Regions from separate parts of the Homo sapiens genome. Here region 1 is linked to region 2. Evidence: read pairs that join two places in POLR2A ChIA-PET (ENCODE). Cell type or tissue: MCF 10A. All regions are shown on one strand. Links, peaks and the distances in the headings refer to the core of each region. The heading gives the core; the rest is flanking DNA. Region 1 has its middle 11 kb from the start of TLE6. Region 2 overlaps FZR1 (fizzy and cell division cycle 20 related 1).

Region 1 (7,775 bases), core at 3,198-5,697, 540 kb before region 2:
ACCCATCCCTTTCACTTAGGAGTCCTGATTGGAATGAAGAATTGGGCAGCTGGGAATTTCCCCTCAATAGCCTAAAATGCCTTGTTTAACTAACTGTGGCCACACTCAGTTCTAAATTTATACCAATTAGCTGGGGGAGTTGAGTCTCTTGACCACGGAACCAGGAGAAGCCACATCCCCTCTCCAAGCCCGGAAGAGATGGTTCTCTTCTTTTTTTTTTTTTTTTTTAAATGGAGTCTCACTCCATCGCCCAGGTTGGAGTACAGTGGCATGATCTCGGCTCACTGCAGCCTCCGCCTCCTGGGTTCAAGAAATTCTCCTGTCTCAGCCTCCCGAGTGGCTGGGACTACAGGTGCCCACCACCACGCCCAGCTAATTTTTGTATTTTTAGTAGAGACAGGGTTTCACCTTGTTGGTCAGGCTGGGCTTGAATTCCTGACCTTAGGTGATCCACCCGCCTCAGCCTCCCAAAGTGCTGGGATGACAGGCGTGAGCCACCGCGCCTGGCCTTCTTTTTTTTTTTTTTTTTTTGAGACAGAGTCTCCCTCTGTCACCCAGGCTGGAGTGTGGTGGTGCAATCTTGGCTCACTGCAACCTCCACCTTCCAAGTCCAAGCGATTCTCCTGCCTCAGCCTCCCAAGGAGCTTGGATTACTGACATGCACCACCATGCCTGGCTCATTTTTGTATTTTTAGTAGAGATGGGGTTTCACCATGTTGGCCAGGCTGGTCTCGAAATTCCGACCTCAGGTGATTTGCAAGCGTCAGCCTCCCAAAGTGCTGGGATTACAGGCTTGAGCCACTGCACCTGGCCCGAGGGGATGGTTCTTAAAGGGTAAAATGTAAACTACGATCCACAGCTTGACCTTCAAAAGACTCCAATCCTTTACTTTCTTTTTTTGTTTTTTATTTATTTATTTTTTGTAGAGATGGGATCTTGCTATGTTGCCCAGCTGGTCTCGAACTCCTAGGCTCAAGCAAGCCTCCTGCCACAGCCTCCAGAGTAGCTGGGACTGAGGGTGTGAGCTACCATAACTGGCCTTGATGGGAACCAGTGTCCAGAGGAAGTGCAGGGCCCCATCAGGCCCAGGCATGCCATAGGGGCAAAGCTAGCGTGGACCCTCGCAACTGAGACATCCAAGGAAAGCAGACACCAAAAAACATGCATGTGGGTGGGTTAAAGTGCTCCCCACTCTGGCCAGGCACGGTGGCTCACTCCTGTAATCCCAGCACTTTGGGAGGCTGAGGCGGGTGGATCACTTGAGGTCAGGAGTTCAAGCACAGGCTGGCCAACATGGTGAAACCCTGTCTCTACTAAAAATACAAAAATTAGCCGGGCATGGTGGCGCGCACCTGTAATCCCAGCTACTCAGGAGGCTGAGGCAGGGCAATTGCTTGAACCTGGGAGACGGAGACTGCAGTGAGCCGAGATCACGCCACTGAACTCCAGCTTGGGCGACAGAGCGAGACTCCATCTTAAAAAAAAAAAAAAGTTCTCCCCACTCAGTCATCTCCTTCTAGCAATAATTTACAGAGCCCGTCCAGGACAGACAAGGAAGAATGAAACAAACAAGAAAATATCACAGGGTGGTGGGACGATTAGGAAAACTCGGGAAAGATGGAGTGATTTAAATCAGAGAAGTGTCTGCTGGGTGCGATGGTTCACACCTGTAATCCCAGCACTTTGGGAGGCTGAGGCAGGGGGATCACCTGAGGTCAGGAGTTTGAGACCAGCCTGGCCAACATGGCAAAACCCCATCTCTACTAAAAAAAAAAGTAGACTGGGCGTGATGGCTCATGCCTGTAATCCCAGCACTTAGGGAGGCCGAGGCAGGCGGATCATGAGGTCAGGAGATCGAGACCATCCTGGCTAACACGGTGAAACCCCGTCTCTACTAAAAATACAAAAAAAAAAAAAAATTAGCCGGGCATGGTGGCAGGTGCCTGTAGTCCCAGCTACTTGGGAGGCTGAGGCAGGAGAATGGCGTGAATCCAGGAGGCGGAGCTTGCAGTGAGCCGAGATTGCGCCACTGCACTCCAGCCTGGGCGACAGAGCGAGACTCCATCTCAAAAACAAAACTAAACAAAACAAAAATTAGCTGGGCATGATAGTGCGCCCCTGTAATCTCAGCTACTCAGGAGGCTGAGGCAGGATAATCACTTGAACCCAGGAGGCAGAGGTTGCAGTGAGCCAAGATCACACCACTGCGCTCCAGCCTGGGCAAAAGAGAGAGACCCTGGGTCTCAAAATAAATAAATAAATAAATAAATAAATACAATAAGAGAAACATCACTGAGAAGAGATTTGTTAATTGAATTCTGGATGACAGAGGGTGTTCGATTGAAGAGGGGATAAAGAAAGACTCAAACACCCAGGAGTTCGAGACCAGCTTGTGCAATATAGGGAGACCCTGTCTCTGCAAAAACAAACAAAAATTACCTGGGCGTGGTGGCAGGGGACTGTAGTTCCAGTTACGCAGGAGGCTGAGGCCAGAGGATCGCTCGGGCCTGGAAGTTTGAGGCTGCAGTTAGCTGTGATCACCCTACTGCACTTAGCCTGTGAGTCTCAGTCCCTGTCTCAAAAAAAAAAAAAAAAATAGAGGCTTGAACATGAATAATTATTCATCAGTGACCCTATGTTGAACCAACAAAGCTGCCCCCTGATTCTGGACCATCAGAAACTGTGAGATAATAAATGTTGATTGTTTCAACAATTCGTGTAAATGGCCCAGCAAGTTTAGGGGCAATTTGTTACACAGCAATAGCTAACTAATGTCTCTGGATTTCTTTTGAGAGGAAAGCCAGGTCCAGGAGATTCAAAACCCACTTCTTTTTTTTTTTTTTTTTTTTTTGAGGTGGAGTCTCACTCTGTCACCCGGGCTGGAGTACAGTGGTGGGAGCTCGGCTCACTGCAGCCTCCGCCTCCCGGGTTCAAGTGATTCTCCTGCCTCAGCCTCCCGAGTAGGTGGGATTACAAGTGCGCGCCACTACACCCAGCTAGTTTTTTCATTTTTAGTAGAGACGAGGTTCCATCATGTTGACTCAGCTGGTCTTGAAATCCTGACCTCAGGTGATCCGCCCACCTCGGCCTCCCAAAGTGCTGGGATTACAGGCGTGAGCCACCGTGCCTGGCCCTCAAAACCCACTTTTGGAGTGGATGTGGATGCCCCTTCCTCCAAGCTTGGGTTCATGAGGAGGTCCAGTCTAATGCCACTACCTGAGCAGATCCTAACTGGATCTCTCTATGATGGCGTAAGGGTTATGGGAATACCTCCTGGAGCAAGACTGCCTGGGATAAAATCCTAGTTTACTTAGCAACTGTGTGGTCCTAAGTAGGTCACTTAGCTTCTCTGGGACTTAATTTCCTCCTATGTAAAATGGGATTTAGTGGTTGATGAAAACATTGAGTTGTTATAGTTACTCATATGAAAGTCGTCAGAATCAGGCTGGGTGCGGTGGCTCACACCTGTCATCCCAGCACTTTGGGAGGTCGAGGCGGGTGGATCATGAGGTCAAGAGATCGAGACCATCCTAACACGGTGAAACCCGTCTCTATTAAAAATACAAAAATTAGCCAGGTGTGGTGAAGTGCACCCGTAGTCCCAGCTACTTGCGAGGCTGAGGCAGGAGAATCGCTTGAACCCGGCAGGCGGAGGTTGCAGTGAGCCGAGATCATGCCATTGCACTCCAGCCTGGAAGACAGAGCGAGACTCCGTATGAAAGAAAAAAAAAAAAAAGAAAGTTGTCAGAATCAAAATGGAGTGACTTGTGTTAAAAAAAAAAAAAAAAAAAAAAAAAAAGGCCGGGCGCGGTGGCTCACGCCTGTAATCTCAACACATTGGGAGGCCGAGGCAGGCGGATCACAAGGTCAGGAGATCAAGACCATCCTGGCTAACACGGTGAAACCCCATCTCTACTAAAAATACAAAAAATTAGCCGGGCGTGGCAGCGGGCACCTGTTGTCCCAGCTACTGGGGGGCTGAGGCAGGAGAATGGTGTGAACCCGGGAGGCGGAGCTTGCAGTGAGCCGAGATTGTGCCACTGCATTCCAGCTGGGGCGACGAAACGAGACTCCGTCTCAAAAAAAAAAAAAAAAAGTGACGCCAGGTGCAGTGGCTCATGCCTGTAATCCTAGCACTTCGGGCGGCAGAGATTGGCAGATTGCCTGAGCTCAGGAGTTCAAGACCAGCCTGGGCAACATGGTGAAATCCAGTCTCTACTAAACTACAAAAAAAATCAGCTGGGCGTGGTGACGGGTGTCTATAATTCCAGCTACACAGGAGACTGAGGCATGAGAATTACTTGAACCCAGGAGGCAGAGGTTGCAGTGATCCGAGATCGCGCCACTGTACTCCAGCCCGGGTGACAAGGTGAAACTCTGTCTAAAAACAAAAAAACAACAACAACAGCAAAGTGACAAATAGAGCCAGGGACAGCTTTGAATAGTGCGTTCTCATGCATGGATGCCTGATAACAAGAAAATATCACAAAAGACTGCATGCCGGGCACGGGGCTCACACCTGTAATCCCAGCACTTTGGGAGGCCGAGACAGGAGGATCACTTGAGCCTAGGAGTTTGAGGCCAGCCGGAGCAACACAGCCAGACTCTGCCTCTACAAAACAATAAAAAATAAAAAATAGCCAGGCGTGGTGGCACATGCCTGTAGTCCCAGCTACTCAGAAGGCTAAGGTGGGAGGATGACTTAAGCCTCGTAGGTTGAGGCAACAGTGAGCCATGATGGGGCCACTGCACTCCAACCTGAGCAATAGCATGAGACCCTGTCTCAAAAAAATAAAAGAAAAAAATAAAAGGCTGCAAACCCCAAAAATTTGCATCAAACTTCCTTTTTTCTTTTTGTTTTTTGAGATGGAGTCTCGCTCTGTCACCCAGGCTAGAGTGCAGTGGCGCAATCTTGGCTCACTGCAAGCTCCGTCTGCCACTCTCCTGCCTCAGCCTCCCGAGTAGCTGGGACTACAGGCACCCGCCACCATGCCGGCTGATTTTTTTTTTTTTTTTGGAGATGGAGTCTCGCTCTGTTGCCCAGGCTGGAGTGCAGTGGCAGGATCTCGGCTCACTGCAAGCTCTGCCTCCTGGGTTCACGCCATTCTCCTGCCTCAGCCTCCTGAGTAGTTGGGACTACAGGCGCCCACCACCACGCCCGGCTAATTTTTTTTGTATTTTTAGTAGAGACAGGGTTTCACCGTGTTAGCCAGGATGGTCTCGATCTCCTGACCTCGTGATCCGCCCACCTCGGCCTCCCAAAGTGCTGTGATTAAAGGTGTGAGCCACCGCGCCCAGCCCTGATTTTTTAAATTTTTAGTAGAGACGGGGTTTCACTGTGTTAGCCAGGATGGTCTGGATCTCCTGACCTCGTGATCCGCCTGCCTCAGCCTCTCAAAGTGCTGGGATTACAGGCGTAAACCACCACGCCTGGCCGCATCAAACTTCCCGTCACAACCTTATTCTACAGGACATCTTTTCAACAAGACCAGCTTTATCCTTGTTTTTTGTTTGTTTGTTTGTTTGAGACAGGGTCTCACTCTGTCGTCCAGGCTGGAGTGCAGTGGTGTGATCTCAGCTCACTGCAACCTCCGCCTCCTGGGTTCAAGTGATTCTTGTGCTTCAGCCTCCCAAGTAGCTAGGATTACAGGCAGGCGCCAGCATGCCCGGTTAATTTTTGTATTTTTAGCAGAGATGGGGTTTCTCCATGTTGGCCAGGCTGATCTTGAACTCCTGGCCTCAGGTGATCTGCCCACCTCAACCTCCCAAAGTGCTGGGATTACACGCGTCAGCCACCGTGCCTGGCCTACCGTTGTTATTGATCCTTGTAGCGAAGGATAATTACCTCAAAATAGTTACGTCATCTTCCTCAATTCTCCTTTAGAAATCTTTGTCTTCTATTACCTCCCTCAGTATGTGCATAGCTTACTTACTATAGCACTGCAAAGCCCTATTTCCAAATAAATATCCTTTTGTTTTAGAGAGCTTCTCCTTGTTTGTTATTTAGGTTGACAGTTTCTTTTTTGAGCCTTGTAGTGGGTAGAACTTTGTCCCCCAAAAATATCTGTTGAAGTCCAAAAGCCCCCTCCATCCCCTGTACCTGGGAATGCGACCTTATTTGGAAATAGGGTCATTGCAGATATGATTAGTTATGGCCGAATGCAGTGGCTCACTCCTGTACTCCCAGCACTTTGGGAGGCCAAGGTGGGTGGATCACGTGAGGCCAGGAGCTTGAGACCAGACTGGGCAACACGCCAACACTCCCCTCGGCAAAAAAATACAAAAATTAGACGGGCATGGTGGCACACACCTGGAGTCCCAGCACTTTGGGAGGCCAACGCAGGCAGACCACAAGGGCAACAGATGGAGACCATCCTGGCCAACAGAGTGAAACCCCATCTCTACTAAAAATACAAAAATTAGTTGGGCGTGGTGGTGGCGGGCGCCTGTAGTCCCAGCTACTGGGGAGGTTGAGGCAGGAGAATCGCTTGAACCTGGGAGGCGGAGGTTGCAGCGAGCCGAGATCACATCGCTGCACTCCAGCCTGGCGACAGAGCAAGACTCCGAGTCAAAAAAAAAAAAAAGATTAGTTAAGATGAGGTCACATTGGATTAAGACAGCTTCTAAATCTGTTGTTTTTTTGTTGTTGTTGTTGTTGTTTTTTGTTTTTTTTGAGACAGGGTCTCACTCCCTCACCCAGGCTGGAGTGCAGTGGCGCCACCTCGGCTCACTGCAACCTCCGCCTCCCGGGTTCAAGCGATTCTCAAGGCAGCTCCTAAATCTAATAATTGGCGTTCTTATCAGGAGAGGGAAATTTGGACACAGACACAGAGACAAACAGGGAAGAAAGCCAAGCAGTGATGGAAGCAGAAATTGGAGTGAAGCCAAGTCACACCAAAGCCTGCTGGCCGCCACCAGAAACTGGAAGAGGCAGGGAGGACCCTCCCCTGGAGCCTTCAGAGGGAGCACAGTGGCCCTCCCCACACCTCGATTCTGGCCTCCGTCACTGTGCGAAAATACATTTCTGTTGTCTGAAGCCACCTGGTTTGCAGTCATCTGTTACAGCAGCTACAGAAAACAAATATCAGCTTCTTTCTACCAGGTGGCAGGAGGCAAACCTCATCAATCCTAGCCACTTCCACAAACTCACTCTTCCTGTGACAGGGGGTTGGTGTGGAGCCTGAGGGTGGGGGTGAAGCTGTCCTCACAGGGTTAACAAGAATTCTGTACAGATTGGCCGGGAGCGGTGGCTCACGCCTGTAATCCCAGCACTTTGGGAGGCCGAGGCGGGTGGATCACAAGGTCAGGAGTTCGAGACCAGCCTGGCCAAGATGGTGAAACCCCGTTTCTACTAAAAATAAAAAAAAATTAGCCAGGCGTGGTGGCAGGCGCCTGTAGTCCCAGCTACTTAGGAGGCTGAGGCAGGAGAATTCCTTGAACCTGGGAGGTGGAGGTTGCAGTGAGCCGAGATTGTGCCAATGCACTCTAGCCTGGGTGACAGAGCGAGACTCCATCTCAAAAAAAAAAAAAAAAAAAGAATTATGTACAGACATATAGTTATAATTAAGCATTAGGCTGGGCCTGGTGGCTCACGCCTGTAATCTTAGCACTTTGGGAGGCCGAGGCAGGTGGATCACCTGAGGTCAGGAGTTCGAGACCACCCTGACCAACATGGTGAAACCCTGTCTTTACTAAAAGGACAAAAAATTAGCCGGGCGTGGTGGCGGGCGCCTGTAATCCCAGCTACTAGGGAGGCTGATGCAGGAGAATTGCTT
Region 2 (7,775 bases), core at 2,006-4,505:
GGCGCTGTGCGGTGCCAGGAGAGGCGGGGTCGGCGGGAGCCAGCGAGCCACGGGAGCGAGCCAGGTGAGGCGGCCGGGGTCGGGGACCCGCCCCCCGGGCCCTAGGCGGCGGAGCTTGACTGCGACCCCCCAAAACCGGGACGGCGGGGCGGGCTGCGACCCCCACCCCAGCTCAGGCCCCTCCAGGAGCCCCCAGTCCCCTCGAATGCCGCCTCCCAGGCCGAACTAGGCCCGGGTGACCTCAGCATCCGCGTCTCCCGAGTTAACACCCAAATCCCAGCGTCCCCCCCACGTCGGGGCCTGCCGTGACCCCCACCCCGAGCCACCTGTAAGTCGTGACCTCCCCGCAGCCGCCGTCAGCGTCCACCATTCTTTTTAAAATAGGCTGAGCCCTGCACCCCCAACCAGGGGACCCCACTGCGCACCCCTAGAACAGCAGACCCCGCCTCCTAACCCGGGTGATTTCTCCCTGGCCTGTCATCCCCGGGACTTCCCAGTTCAGACCCTCCCAGCTTGGGTCCTGCCCACACGAAGCCGCCCCCCATCGCTGAGCCTGTGGTGTGCGATGGCTCGCCCAGGCCGCAACCAGCCCCTCGCCCCAGTAAAATGCAGTCCCAGCCCGGGACACCCGGAAACCTGTGTCTGTGGTCACTGTTGTGTCCACCAGTCCCCGCAGGCACGGGTTGAGTGCATGGATGTCCCCGTCTCACCTCATCTCGCTGATTTCTGCTCCCCCACCCTCCCAGCGTGCCCCCTACCAGCCCCCATTCCCCCGAAATCCAGCTCTCCCACCAAAGCCTCAGACGAGCTATCCGTGCACAAGCCCCTCCCTCCTCCGAACTGAACCTCCGTCCTGCGTCCTGCCCCGTGTCTTCTCCAAACGCAAGCCTGGCCATCTCGGATCCCCAGAATATGGAGTGTGCCCCCCATTCAGAGCCGTTTTACCCCTACTCAAACCTGTGACACCCCCTCCCCCTCTTCCACCGTCCAGACCTGTCTCCACCCCACGTCCTGAGACCCCCGATATGCAGATGTTCAGCCTAAATCTGTTTTGTCTTTTCCCCTGTTTTCTCCACCCCAAACTCATCCTCTGGTTCAGGGCGTCTCTCTGGTTCCGATTCCCCCGCCCCGCCCCAGTCTACCGGGCGATGACCTCATGCCTCTCCGTGGTGAGGCCCCCACCCCAACCTATGTGCTTTGAAGGAGGGTGATTTACCTAAGGGAAAACCATCCACCAAGGACACACACCACCAGCATGAGGGCAGCCTGCGGGGACTTTGAAGTGAAGGCGGAGTGGTCTCTCTCGGGGTGGGGGTGGGGATAGAAGCTGACGGCATCACCTAGGTTTGGTCCCCGGAGTGGATGTGTCGGGGGCCGTCTGTCATGCGGAATTCCGCGTGGGCCTCCTCCTGTGTCAGGGGCCCGTGTGTTTTGGCGACACCCGATTGTCATTTCCTTCGGAATCCCAAGTGGAGGCAGGTGTGCTGGCCACTGGCCGCTGCCCGGCGCCTTGAGCAGCGAGCGGAGTTGGGTTGCAGAGGGTTTTGCTAAGGGAGCAGACACTTACTCAAAGGCAAGCCCGGTGCTTTACTGGGGAGGGGTATCTTGGCAAGGTGGTACCCGCCAGTTTGCCCCTGTGACTTGCTTCCCAGGTCAAATTTCAGAACCTGTGCCCTGGCTGCAGGCAGTGGTGGGGGTAGGGGTTGGGGTGGGGCTTTGGGGTTTGGAGGAGGAGTTTCTAGAAACAGACAAGCCGGATTGGTCTTCAAGGTGGGGCTACATTGATTTTCTTTTTTTTTTTTTTTTTTTTTGAGATGGAGTTTCGCTCTGGGCTGAAGTCCAGTGGCGCGATCTCGGCTCACCGCAACCTCTGCCTCCCAGGTTCAAGTGATTCTCCTGCCTCAGCCTCCTGAGTAGCTGGGATTACAGGTGTGCGCACCACGCCCGGCTATTTTTGTATTTTAAGTAGAGACAGGTTTTCACCATGTTGGCCAGGCTGGTCTCCAACTCCTGACCTCAGGCGATCTGCCCGCCTCGAGGCCTCCCAAAGTGCTGTGATTACAGGCGTGCGCCACCGCGCTCGGCCTTACGTTGATTTTCAAACCACTTACTGTTTAATGGGGTTTCTGGTAGAGGGGTTTTGTAGACTGAGAACTTCTGGGTTTGGGAGTCCCAGAATGGAATTGGTTCTGAGGACCTTTTGCTTGGTGTCATTTAGAGGGGAGAGGATGGAAAGTCTGTGTGTGTAGGGCCGCTCCCGGGGACTCCAGGCAGAGGTGAAGATCCAGGGGCTTGGTCTTCTAGGAACTCAGCGCTGTCACTCCTTTCTCCTGGCGCAAAGCTCTCCACTGCCCAATTCTGTCCCCAGGGGACATTTGGCAGTATTTGAGCCAGGCATGCTGCTCAGTGCCCCCACTGTGCCCAGAACGGCCCAGTACAGAAAGCAGCCTGTCCCCAATGTCTGGACTGTGAGCCCCGTGAGGGCAGTGAGTGTGCCTGCCTGGTCCCCGCTCCGCCTCCGGCCTGCTCAGTGCCCTGGGCTGTGTGCTTGCCCACAGCGGGCCCCCTGTTGGCACTGCCACAGGGACCTGGGCACCTACCAGCAGGAAAGGGAGTGTTTGACCTCATCTCTCTTCTGCCCCCGACACCTCCCTGTGGTCACCAGTGACCTGCTCGTCAACTCCGCTTGTCACTGCCTTGCCCACATGTCACTGTTCTTCCCAGCCACTGGACTCAGCACAGAGCCAGAGCCCCTTCCTGGGCCACTTATGTTCTCGTCCAGGGACGTTCATGTCCCCAGTGGCCCCAGGTCCCTGTGTGCGTTGGCAGGTGACTGCCTTCCTCTGCCTCAGTGTCCTCATTCATGGATGGGATGAGGGGCACACAAGCAGCCTGCCTGGCCGCGCCTCATTCAGTCACTCAGCCGCCACTGACCACGAATGACACACCGCCCCCACAACGGTGAACACCCCCACTCTCTCTTGGCTTCCTACTCCGTCTGGTTCTTCCTTCAGGCTTCTTCACTGGCCCTTCTTTCTTTATTTAATTTTTGCTCGTAGTAGCTTTATTTGGATACACTTCTCCTGCCGCACGATTCACTGCTTTAGAGCGTGCAGTTCCCTGGTTTTTATATGTTCACAGGCTCGGGCCGCCATCACCTCTGCCCAATTCTGGAGCATTCTCATTCCCTCAGGAAGAAACCAGCCTTGACCCCATCAGCCGCCACCACCTGTCTCCCCTGCCTCTGTGGCTGGGCCTGTCCCGGACATTTCATAGAAATGGAATCCCACATTGTGTGGCCTTTTGTGTCTGGCATCTCTCACTGAGTGTGATGTCCTCAAGGTGCGTCTAGGCTGTGGCCTGAGTCAGAGCCCTGCTCTTTGTCGTGGCTGAGTCATGTTCCGTGATGTGGAGGCACCGGGTTTTGTGCGTCTCCTTATTCAGTGGACGTTGGTGCTGTTTCCAGTGTCTGCCTGTTGTGAGTTGAGCTGCTGCGAAGAGGCAGGCGCTGGTGGTTGTGTGGCGACCGTCCTTGTTGCTCTGTGACTGAGGCGCTGGTGCCTCCACTCGCCGGCTGATCGTGTCTGATGGTGTCAACCCCATGCAACCACCGTGAGCCCAGCTCTAGAGACCTGCCTTCCAACCTTTCCACCTTGTCCTCCTGCCCCCAGCATGTCCCTTCCACCCCAGCCTTCCCAAATTGCTGCACGGTTCTGATTTTTTTCTTTTTTCTTTTTCCTTTTTGAGATGGAGTCTCACTTTGTTACCTAGGCTGGAGTGCAGTGGCGCAATCACAACTCACTGCAGCCTCGACCTTCCAGCCTCAGGTAATCTGCCCACCTCAGTCTCCCGAGTAGCTGGGACTCCAGGCGCGCCACCATACCTGGCTAATGTTTGTATTTTCTGTAGAGACGGGGTTTTACCATGTTGCTCAGGCTGGCCTTGAAGTCCTGGGCTCAAGTGATCCTCCTGCCCTGGCCTCCCAAAGCTCTGGGATTACTGGCGGAGCCAGCATGCCCGGCCACACTGCTGGGTTCTGGAGAGCGGCAGGCCGTTCAGATTCCTGTGCTGTTTTGCACACATTCCCTTCTGTTGTGAATCTTCCTCTCTCCCAGATCAGATTTGGCCTGGGAACCTCTATATTCTCATCCCCACCAGCCTGCAGGCCACTGGGTCGGTGGTGGAAGGATGATGGGAGCAGAGAGAGGGTGGGCAGTGGGCATCTGTCTGCTTTCACCGGAGGGCTGAGGAGTGTGGGAGGCCAGTGCTGGTCTGTTTGCCCTGGAGAGCAACTCTTCCACTTAAGGATCCCCCTCAGGATCCCCCTCATCCATGCATTCCCCACCTGGGTGACTCCGCCCCCACAGGCACTGGGCAACACCTCGGGACATCTGTGCATTGTCACAACTGGGGGGCGCTCCTGGCATGGAGTGAGTGGAGGCCAGTGATGCTGCTCAGCGCCCCGCAGAGCCCAGGACTCCCCGCCATAGACAGCGTTCCGGCCCAAATGTCCGCAGCGCTGAGGTTGGGGCCCTCGCCATGAACTCCCCGGACTGGGTTTCTATTGCTACCGCCTCACCTCGCCTGGGACCCGTGGGTGGGAGCTGCATGACACAGACAGAGATGCAGAGATGTGCGGGCCTCGGGAACCTGATGGCGCTCCATCCGATCCTGAGAGACCACAGGCGTGGTGCCACGCTGCCTTCCTCCTCACGTGGGGCACTGCAGCCTTTTGTGCTGCCGCAGACCCAGGTGTCTTTTAGGTCTGAAGGTGTCATCAAGTCAGACAGGGCTGTGGGTACTCGGTGGTACCAGGAGGCTGGAGATGAGCAACCTCGGGTCTTTTATCTGCAGGCACCATTTGGAAGTGTGGAGAGCAGTTCTCACGGGAGTGGGCTGGAGGTGGGAGCTGCCCCCCACACAGGGAAGAGGGTGAGAGCTGCTGGCCGAGTAGACCCTGGGGATGCTTCTCATCCACTCTAGACTGCTATTCACTCTAGACTGCCTGCCGGCTGGGTACAGAGGCTCACGCCTGGAATCGCAGCACTTTGGGAGGCCTCAGCAGGAGGATTGCTTGAGCCCAGGAGTTTGAAACCAGCCCGGGCAACATAGGGAGACCCTGACCCCCATCTCTATATTTTAAAAACAAGAAGAGAAAAATAGGCTGCACACCCAGTGGGGGCAGCAGCTTGGCTCTGCTTTGCGGCGCCTGGGTCAGCACCTAGAACCCACATGGCACATGGCTGGTTGGTGGGGAGGCGTCGGCTGGCAGGTGGCGGCGTGAGTAAATGAATGAATGACGTGCACGGGGTGTATTCCCGGGGCCCAGGCACCGGCCTCCAACAGTAACTCGCCTCGCCATGGCTCACACGGGCACCCTGGAAGGCACGCTGTCCCCTGCCAAGGGTCTGGGCCCCACCCTTTTTTACTTGGCTACTCTTGGCTGTGTCTTTGCGTTTGTAGAGGTCAGAGGCCGCCAGCTCAGCTTGTTCTTCTGCAGGTGGGGGTTGCTCCCTGCAGAGATCTCTGTGCCTCAGTGGTCTCTCCGCTAGGCCCCGGCTCTGGTTCTGGTCCAGAGTCCACCTCTCCCCTGTGTCAGTCCACCCCTGCAACCACGGCCACCTGCCCCGGGAGCCCCATTTCTCTGACGTCCTCCCTCCTCTCTGAGACTGATGGGGGCAGCATGGGAGGAGATAAGTGTCATGGTCTGTGGACAGGAGGTCACTGGGGCAGCATCCTGGCTGCCAAGGCACCGCCATGCCCAAGGACGAAGGAGCAGGGAGCAGTCTGGGGACCTGCGTACCCCTGTCATGAGTCCCGGGCCCAGCCAGCATCCACTGAGCACCTCTGGGGCCGTGTGTGCACCTGTCATGAGTCCTGGGCCCAGCCAGCTCTCACCAAGCATCTTCTCTGGGTCATGCCGGGTGCCTGCTGCCTCGTAGACCTCATGCCTGATTTCACAGCTTCCTAGGCAGGCAGTGTTGTCCCTGCTTAACTGATGAAGAAACTGATGTCCCAAGAGGTGAAGCTGCCCAAAGCTTCGTGGCCAGGAAGGGTTGAAGCTGGGACTCAGCCTGGGCTGATCCCGTCGAAAGCCCACACTCTTTCTGATGGACCCTGCTAGAACCTTTTCATGGGACTTGGTTTACTTTCATGGGAGGGCACAAGGAGGGTTAGCGATAAGGGTGTCTGGGTGCTTCGCCCGCCTTGGGTCCCTGGAGCTGCAGGGCTGAGGGCCGCGTGTGCTGGGTGGGGTGGTGCTGGTGGGGGGCTCACGTGCTCTGACAAGGCCATCTATGCAGCTGGCACGGCTGCCCCCTTAATCACATCATGACACCGAGGACATCCAAATGTGACCCGAGAGAGCCATCTAGAGTCCTCCTCTGAGGAGTGGCTGGGAATGAGATTAGTGGGATGAGGTGACGCTTGTGAAGCCGTGCTTCATAAATGACACTCCTGGGCGCAGGGCAGGAGGCAAACCTCCCCAGAAACTCCCAGATCCAGTGAGAGCAGACAGCGGATAGCTGGGTGACCCCCCATTTTTTTGTGGGGGGTCTTTCTTATCTGGTGCTTCTCCCTAGCCCCGCAGAGGATGGCTGGACATCACGCCCAGGCACCCAGCGCAGTCCCTTGCCTTTCACATGAGGAGGGGGCTCTCTGGGAGGGCACCTGGGCCAGGGCCTCACAGGTGGTCTGGGGACACCTGGGACCCCTCAGGCAGGAGCACTTTGCAACTTTGCAGGGGTTGGGACCTGTGAGGGCTGTTAGCCAGCCCACCCCCTGGCTCTGTCACCGCCATCCAGCAACTTTGCAGGGGTCGGGACCTGTGAGGGGCTGTGTCCCGGCCCACCCCCGAGCTCTGTCACCACCATCCAGTGATCCTTAGTCGGAGGCCTCCTGCTGGAACCACTCTGCGGAGACTCCAGCAGGAGGCAGTGCCTTGCAGCTTCCCCGTGGGCAGGGCTGGGCCGAGTGCTGAGTCTAGGACACTTCGCCTCCTGGGGCAAGGGCCAGGGAGTGGGCACAGAGCCAGACCCAGACTGGCTGGATTCACGTCCCAGCTCTACCCTCACCAACTGCATGGGGACCTTGAGCAGAGGGTGCTGTCCCAGGCCCCAAGATGCAATGGCGCCTGCCCACCTGCTGTCCCAAGGACATTCAGTCAAGCACACTGAGTGCTTCCAGCTGTGCCAGCTGGTAGGCACGGGCAAGGTTTGCCTCTGTCCTAGCCCCATGTGTGTTCTGATGCTCTGCCCCTGGGCCAGGAGCCCGCACGGGATGTGGCGGCACCCATGAGGCTCTGGTCGGTGTTCCCTCCTCCCTTACCTGCTCCACGTCCCCTGTGGGTAGCAAGTGCCGCCTCACCTGCAGGCTGGAGTTACCCTTACCCAAGGCGGTCCTGCCCCAGTGTCCACTGGGCCAGGGTGGGGGGATGCCCTGGTGTATACCATAGGTGGCACATCCAGACCATAGTCAGCCTCAACACATGAGTCATAAAAGATCCGTCATTGGGATGTTTCAATTCCTTTTGTCCGTTAAAGAGCCTGAAAAAAATATGAAAACAGTGGGGACCAGTTTTCCCAGCCAAGCAAGGCGTTGCAGGAGTAGGAGCTTGGCTGAGCCTCCAGGAACCAGAGTGCTGTGTTCCTGAGGAAGATCCCGCACCAGGGGAGACCTTGGGGGCTTTGCATTGGTGCTGTTCCCAGGCCCTGTCTACACGGCAGACAGCCCCTCACGCTTTGCGTCCCCACTCAGGGACACCTCAAAGTCGAGCC

Evidence for each region. ChIA-PET counts read pairs that join two places held together with the same protein. Peaks named below come from ENCODE experiments on the same cell type or tissue, not always from the same donor. Only the 100,000 strongest peaks of a DNase experiment are listed, where the experiment ranks them.
Region 1: POLR2A ChIA-PET joins it to region 2 with 8 read pairs; 5 of 35 experiments call an interaction of 5 or more read pairs at or near these places.

Annotation. Positions count from the first base shown.
Region 1 is chr19:2,962,327-2,970,101 of GRCh38, forward strand. No RefSeq gene overlaps it. Among named protein-coding and RNA genes, the nearest start is that of TLE6, 11 kb to the right of the region's middle. In MCF 10A, for the core only: no CTCF peak of the experiment used is centred there; no DNase peak of the experiment used is centred there.
Region 2 is chr19:3,506,411-3,514,185 of GRCh38, forward strand. FZR1 (fizzy and cell division cycle 20 related 1) reads left to right here. Exons shown (of 14, transcript NM_016263.4): 1 at 1-64. Among named protein-coding and RNA genes, the nearest start is that of FZR1, 4.0 kb to the left of the region's middle. RefSeq lists a silencer at 1-105 and an enhancer at 446-655. In MCF 10A, for the core only: no CTCF peak of the experiment used is centred there; a DNase peak (open chromatin) is centred at 3,381.